Linked DNA regions of Homo sapiens: regions 1 and 3 are each linked to region 2. Evidence: chromatin loops called from intact Hi-C (ENCODE). Cell type or tissue: IMR-90. All regions are shown on one strand.

Evidence for each region. Peaks named below come from ENCODE experiments on the same cell type or tissue, not always from the same donor. Only the 100,000 strongest peaks of a DNase experiment are listed, where the experiment ranks them.
Region 1: it touches region 2 in a loop (3-fold over the local background); 15 of 110 quality-filtered maps call a loop at or near these places.
Region 3: it touches region 2 in a loop (5-fold over the local background); 27 of 110 quality-filtered maps call a loop at or near these places.

What each region holds. Positions count from the first base shown.
Region 1 is chr7:16,427,834-16,430,333 of GRCh38, reverse strand. The region is part of intron 2 of LOC105375168 (a long non-coding RNA gene); the gene reads right to left. Among named protein-coding and RNA genes, the nearest start is that of CRPPA, 7.5 kb to the right of the region's middle. In IMR-90, no CTCF peak of the experiment used is centred here; a DNase peak (open chromatin) is centred at 1,423.
Region 2 is chr7:16,917,484-16,919,983 of GRCh38, reverse strand. No RefSeq gene overlaps it. Among named protein-coding and RNA genes, the nearest start is that of AGR3, 37 kb to the right of the region's middle. In IMR-90, a CTCF peak has its summit at 1,499 (motif pointing right); a DNase peak (open chromatin) is centred at 1,513.
Region 3 is chr7:16,602,744-16,605,243 of GRCh38, reverse strand. It overlaps ANKMY2 (ankyrin repeat and MYND domain containing 2), which reads left to right. Exons shown (of 10, transcript NM_020319.3): 8 at 395-523. LOC105375169 (a long non-coding RNA gene) reads right to left here and starts at 419. Exons shown (of 5, transcript XR_007060226.1): 1 at 333-419. In IMR-90, a CTCF peak has its summit at 994 (motif pointing left); no DNase peak of the experiment used is centred here.

The DNA of each region.
Region 1 (2,500 bases), 490 kb after region 2:
TCATAGCAGTTCTTCGGCCAATTAATCAGAAGTCAGCCCTCTGATGACTCAAGCCTAGTCAGTCAAACCGGGGTTGTGTTTTACTTCATGCTAAAGAGATGTGAAATCCCAAGAAGGAGCCAGTTATAAGACCCGGGTCAATGAGGTTAAGTTTGGGAAAAAGGTTGCAAGTGGTGGGTACACCCCATGAATAGTAAGACAGTTTTCTAGGCAATGAGACAAATGCAAGATTCGGCCCATTCACAAAGTGAAGCTGCCTGTCCTGGTCAGGACTAGCAGGATTAAGTTCGTAGATGAAAGACACAAGTGAATTCCGGTTCAGCAGAGCTGATAGTGAGATACCCAATTCAGGAGGTAGTGAGGAAAAATAAAAAGACTATAGAAAGGCAAGAGGCCAGGAGAACCAAGACAAGCATAATGAAATTTGATAACTTGCCCAAGACCAGTGTTGGTTAGTTTCATGTATAGTTTTGTTATTGTACTATAGCAGTTAATAACCATATATTTTTATGAAGTTAAGAGAGAATAATTACTAAGGAAGATTTGACAAAGGGGGAAGTTTCTGATTTTCTTTTTAATCACTTGTCAAGATCTTGAATTCTTTCAAGGATAAGTGGTAGGAGAGGTGAAAAGACATAAGAAGTTGGAGTGAGAGAGTCTTTACAAACTTAAAAACAAAACAAACTTTTTATTTTGTGAATAGTTTCAAGCACTCTAATTTTTCTGAAGAGTAAATGTAAATAGTTCTTTATTGATTTAAGTTTATATTCAATGGTAAGTTTAACGTTCAATTATTCATTTATTCTTTCATTTATGTCTTAAGCCAATTAGTGGTAGCAATGGTCACAAAGGAAAGTACTTAATTTCTATTTAACTTATTTCTATTCACGTACAGTAAAGACAACACAGTGTCCTCATTTATTCCTCTTAACTGTCTGCTGCAAGTTACTTCTACATAAAATATTGTCCTTTTGTCACCACTAAGTACTTATTGTCCAAAACAGTACAGTTTATTGCTCTCCTAAGTAGATGATACAGCATCTTCCCAAACTCTGTATATTCTTTTTTTCTTCTTCTTTTTCGTGGGGGAGGAGGGAGGGTCTATCCCAGTGAGTGTCCCATGCTGGAGAGCAATGAAACATTCTTTTTGCAAAAATCAAAAGCTTGTTTATATCCTTACATCCTTTGGACATCACTGAAGAGACTATATTATTATATGAAAAGACTGTTGCAGTCTTCTCTCTCCCTTCTCCATGTTACCCCTTGTGCTTCTACCCTACCATAGTCCCTTTCAATTTGCTTAAGATAAAGATGTGGTGCCCTCATGGGTAAGGCACTATAAGGCAATGATGTCTGAAATTCAGACTATTGGACAGCTCACTTCCTGTATTTACTCTGTGCTTGGCAAGTTGATGGGGGTGGTGGCTGTGGTCACAAGGAACAACGTCCGCATTCTCTTTTTCTTATCCCTCAGATAAAAGATATGACTTTGAATTCCTTTGGACCATTTTCATCTTAAAGCCAAATTTTTTCTTCTTTAAATCTTCTTTTAGCAATGAGTCAAGGTTAAAATGCATATAAACAGCTGTTGTCAATATGTTTCTTGCAGAAATGACAAATCTACCTTTTCTAGCTGTTGCTTTTCTTTAATGATTCCATATGTTCCTCCCTTCCACAGATTATTAAGGCTGGCCACCACCATCTCTAGATTAGTGATTTGTTTCCTAAACAAAACTTTCAAAGATATTATCTCTGTTACATTGTCCCTTGTGCAAGGGGTCATTACCCTCTTTTGGTTTCTGGAGTAATGTGGCATCCTCAGTTGAACTGCATGCATTAGTTCTGTGCTCAGAGCAGTTTCAGGCAACAATTCCTATTCTATTTAAGCTGTGGTCAAGGATACTGCCTTTGATGGTTCTCAGAGGTGACACTGTGTTTAAATGACAGCTTTTACAAGGCAAAATGAATTCTAAGTGCACACACACACACAGAATGACAGGTCTGTAGAAATACCAGGGGATGATCTGGTTTTCTGTTTCTCTTCCATCATTCTGTTCTGGTACTTAAATATTCTTCCCTTGTGTTTCCCTTCTTACAAATTAACAAGAAAATGAAACAGTTTAATGAATTTCTTATGCAATTTTAAAATAAATTTCTTATGCAATTTTTATATGGTATTTTAATATATTACATGCATTTTGCTTTGGGTACTGAAATTAAATGTATTGAACATAAAGTGAGTTGGGGTATAGTTCTTTTAAATTCAGTGTTTATTTCAGTCTGGCTGATAACTACACTGGAATCTATGGAGGTGTATCAAAACTCAGATTCCTGGTTCTACTCTGGAGGCATTTAATCAAAATTTCTGTCAGTAGATGCCAGGAATATATTTTCTAAGATTATTATATAATATATACTATATAAATTATATTGTATAAAATATATAAAAATACTACATAGAAACAATTGTTCCAGGTGCTTCTTATGAAAAGTTAAACTT
Region 2 (2,500 bases):
AAGAACTTGAATAAACATTTCTCCAAAGAAGATCTACAAATGGCCAACAAGCTCATCCAAAGATTATCAAGGTCACTGAGGAAATGCAAATCAAAACTACATGCAGAGACCACTTTAAACCCACGAGGATGGTTATCCTCAAAAGAGCTTTGAGGAAAATGCAGCAAAACTGGAACTCTCATACATTGCTGCTGGGAATGCAAAATAGGGTAGCCACCACAGAAAAGTTTGATGGTTCCTCAGTAAGTTAAACATAGAATTACCACATGACTCAGGAATTTCACTCCTGCATATACACCCCCAAAAATTAAATAACAGGTGTTCAAACAAAAACTTGCACACAAAAGTTTGCAGTGGCACTACTTACAATAGCCAAAAGATGGAGATAACTAAAGCATCTGTAGATGGATGAATAGATAAACAAATTTTAGTATATATGTATATACACACAGTGGAATATTATTTGCCCATAAAAAGGAAGAACTAATACAGGCTACAACATTAATGAACCTAGAAAGTATTATTCTTTGTGAAAGAAGACACAAAAGGCTACATAATGTATGATCCCATTTGTATGGAATATCCATAATAGGCAAATTCATCGAGACATAATGCAGATTCGTGGCTGCCAGGGGTTGAGGGGGAAATGAGGAGTAAATGCTTAACGGGTGCAGGGTTTCTTTTTGGGGTAATGAAAATGTTCTGGAACTAGAGAGTGGTGATGGTTGTACAACATGTTGATGTACTAAATTCTACTGAATTGTACATTTTTTAATGGTTAAAATGGTGAATTTTATACGATGTGAATTTTACCACAATAAAAAAGATGATGGGAAATGTATTTCATGTGAGATCTTCCTTTATTTGCCACATGACTGATAGAGAATTTATTATATAACCATTTCAACTTATGGTTAGATATCCGAAATGCTGCGCTTGCCCCAAGTGGCTTTAGGGCTTGAGTTATCCCTTTGTTAGCAAGGGTACAATCTAGGGTATATAACACACAGATACCTGTATGTGTTCTCAGTGTCACACTCAAAAGTTCTTTCATGTGGGCCTAAAACTTATAGATTGTTTTGTAAAATGGAGTAAAAAGCCAACCAATGTCGTGTCCTGATTAATCTGATTCTGGGCTAAGCGAGAAAAACTATGCAACATTTAGAGTGATGTGAGTCTTTTATTTCAACATTTTAATGTGAGATCAAGATACCTTAAAATAAAGAAACTAATCCCTTGATAATAAGGGTTAGTCACTAAGTGGATTAAGAAGTTAATGATGACATCATTAGGGAATCATTTCTTTAAAGACAGTGACTGATACTTCAAAAGAATGTTACAGGTATTTGTCACCTAGCTCTTCAATAAAATTAAATTTCTCAGTTAAAGAAATGACAGATTGGCCCACCTTTGCTGAAAAAAGTAGAAAAGAACTCATAATTGTATTTCTTGCTTCTCAAAATATTCCAGAAGTGTTTTTATTTTCAACAGCAGGTGGCGCTGCCAACATAACTCTGAAATCTAAAAGCTGCCTGACCATTTTCTTCAAGCCCCTTATTATATAGGAAATACGGAATAATTCACTTTTTGAATCCACTTCATGCTTGAAATACATTTTACTATTCTTGGCATTAGTCGGGTATGTTTAAGGTTCTGAAATCCTAAGAAATTTAATTCAATTAACTCACGGAAACAGCTTTTAAAACATTACCTTCATTATTAACTAACATGGATAGGGTATTTTCTATGGGTAGGCACTTTACTACACCCTCACATCAGCTTTCTCTTTAATCTCGATAAATTTAAAGGGTATTATTTTCATTTTAAAAAGGAGAAAACAGATAAGTTATGTTCTCTGCCCAACTCACACATCTCTGCAAGGAGTAGAACCAGGATCCACTGAGACCTGACTCCCTCCAAGGCCCACATCCTCAGCCATGTCACCCCACATCACACATAGTGCCACAGTGCCCTAGGATTCCCAGCATTTTGGAAAGACATTCAAAGACAGGTTTACTAGATGAATATCAAGGTAGATAACCTGAAACCACTGAACATGCAGGTGGCCCTCATTCAAGCCATTTAGACAGGTAAGTTCATTTAACTCCTAAGCACCAGTTGTATTCAGAATTCAGTCAAAGCTTAAAACAAGTTTGACCTTATTTCTGTATGGGAAAAGTTAAGAGTGAAAGGTGATATTCCATTGAGTCAAACTGTCTAGGACAAAGACTTTGCACAATATTCAGAAAGGCACCCTGCAACACAGAAATCATGCCAACTCCATTTACTGTGTGAAACAAAAGGAAGCTAAACTTCAGCAGCAAAGAAGGGAGAAAGAAATAGGTTATTTGCGTACTTGAAATTTGACCTTTCCATGAACAGATAGTCGTTTGCTGTTATGACACTATTCTGAGTAAACAGTTTGATATATAATGCAAAAGTTGAAGAAAAAGGAAGTACAGCACAGCATTAAGTATTCTAAATCTTTCTGATAGACACA
Region 3 (2,500 bases), 310 kb after region 2:
ATGTGCCCTATAATTGTCTCATGGAATATGAATATTTTCTGGATGTCAGTTCTCAGAAAAAAATTCTGCTCTGGAGTTATTGTCCTAAATCTGAAACGCTATGGGCTTACTGAATTATCCTTATTGGAAAAATACTTTTTTTCTAGATTAAGGGTGTTTTTTTCTCTTTAATTATCTGGACATATGACTGACTTTTCATATGTTTTGTACAGAAAATGGTATATTCTAAAAGATTTTTGTCATTTTGTCTTAAAGCCTGTGTAATCTATAGCCTTAATGATTTCTTCCTTTTTGTGTCACATTGTAGGACGGCAGTGTCCGTGGGCTGATACCTCTGTAGTGTTTCCATGGTGATTTCAGAATTTGTTTTTTCTCCTCTTCATGCCCACTCTAGGGTTCTGATCCCACTGCATTCTCCGTCCTTACCCAAGCCATCACTGGCCAGGTGGGTTTTGTGGATGTGGAATTTTGCACTACCTGTGGAGAAAAGGGAGCAAGTAAAAGATGTTCAGTTTGCAAAATGGTAAGAATGGAGTTCTTTTTATTTCATTGACCTCTGGTTTAGATGCAGCCAAGCTGATGATTGAGTTTTAATATTCTGTAAGAGTGGACATTAGTTTTCTAATAAATTCTAGTAACGAAAATATTCTATTTAATACTTAAAAAGTAGTTTTGGAAAAGAATTAATAGGATCAATATAGTTCTTTACTGTGTCTGTCTTCTGCTAAACTGCCAGTCTTCCTTTGCCTCTTTGCTGATCACCTCATGGAAAGAAAGGATATGAATGAATGAATATGAGAAAATAAGAGAAAGGTTTTCCGTGGGGCACGAGACCAAGGCTGGTGCAGATGTGAAACCTAGAATAGGACAGTTCATAAATATACATTCTTTACTCTTCTGATGTTGACTTTAATGACAGTGTCTTCATCAACATATCCTTGTAAAACTATAGTTTCTGACTGTTACCAGTCTTTAATCCCTATGGACTGTACTGCCCCCTTCTGCCAGAATTATCTTTGTAAAAGGCATATCTGATTGTGTTGTTCTCATATCCAGATACTGGACACATGCATGTGTCCGTACATTCACTTAATCCCATAGGTAGCATCAACTGCCTGTTGACTTTAAGGTTGAAATTCTCCAGCATGTTGTATGAAACCCATTATAATCTGCTGTGACCTACTTCTTCAGCTTCATCTTGTTTAATGACTTACTTCTCTGAACCTGTTTCCTGAATTAAATGAAATTCCAGAATTAAATCAAACTATTTATATTGGTTAATTATTACTGCTTATAAAAACACACTCAAACTCAGTGCTTAAAATGATAATCATTTAGTCTTTCTCTCACAGTTGTGGTTGGCTGTTCTCAGCTGGGGCAGTTGTGCTCCATGTGACTCTCATCCTTCTTGTACTAGCAGGCTAGGCTGAGCATGTTGTCATGGCAATAGCAAAGGTACACATGGGCAGGTAGAAACACAGAAGACCTCTCAAGGACTAGCCTTGAAATTGCCATGTTGTTTCATGCTGTTGGTTGAAACAAATTACATGGCCCAATCTGAAGTCAAGTCTCCTCCCCTTCAGTGCAGAGAACTTTGAAATCATGTGAGAAAGTGTATGAATGCAAGGATGAATGAAGAATTGGGGCCAATAATACAATATATGTATAAGGGCCTACCACAGTGCTTGGCATACAGTAAGTGTTTAATAACATTCATTCCCATCTCCTTTCCACCCCTACTTGCAAAAATATAAGGCCATTTACAAAAACTTCTTGCTGTTCTTGAACATATCATTCACTTCCCTGTTCCTGCATTTTTGTACTAGATATTTTCTCCAGTTAGAATTCTTCTTTCCCATTTTTCTGTCTACCTCGACTCACCACAGCTAGAGTGAGTTGCTGCTTCCTCTATGCCTCCATCACTCTTACATCCTGTACTGTGTTAAGAAATTATGTATTTAGGTGCCTGCCTCTCTCCCTTCTTCCATATCTTTCTTTTTCTTGATGCTAGCTACCTTTGGGACAACTCTATCTTCCTTGTCATTGTACTGTACCAATTCTGGCACATAGCGGGTTCATAATAAGCTATTTGCTAAAGTCTTTGGTAGACTGTTTGTTATATATTCATTATTGTTTTAAAGTAAAGCTACAAACTATAAATCTAAATCAATACAAAGATACTGTGTTAGGCCGTTCTTACGTTGCTATAAAGAAATACTTGAGACTGGGTCATTTATAAAGAAAAGAGGTTTAATGGGCTCACGGTTCTGAAGGTATACAGGAAGCATGGCATGGGCATCTGCTCAGCTTCTGGTGAGGTCTCAGGAAGCCTTCAATTATGGTGGAAGGTGAAGGGGGAGCAGGCATGTCACATGGCAGGAGCTGGAGCAAGAGGAGGTGGGGGAGTTGCCACATACTTTTGAACAACCAGATCTTGTAAGAACTCACTCAGTATTGTGAGGACAGCACCAAGGGAAGGGTGCTAAACTGTTCATGAGAA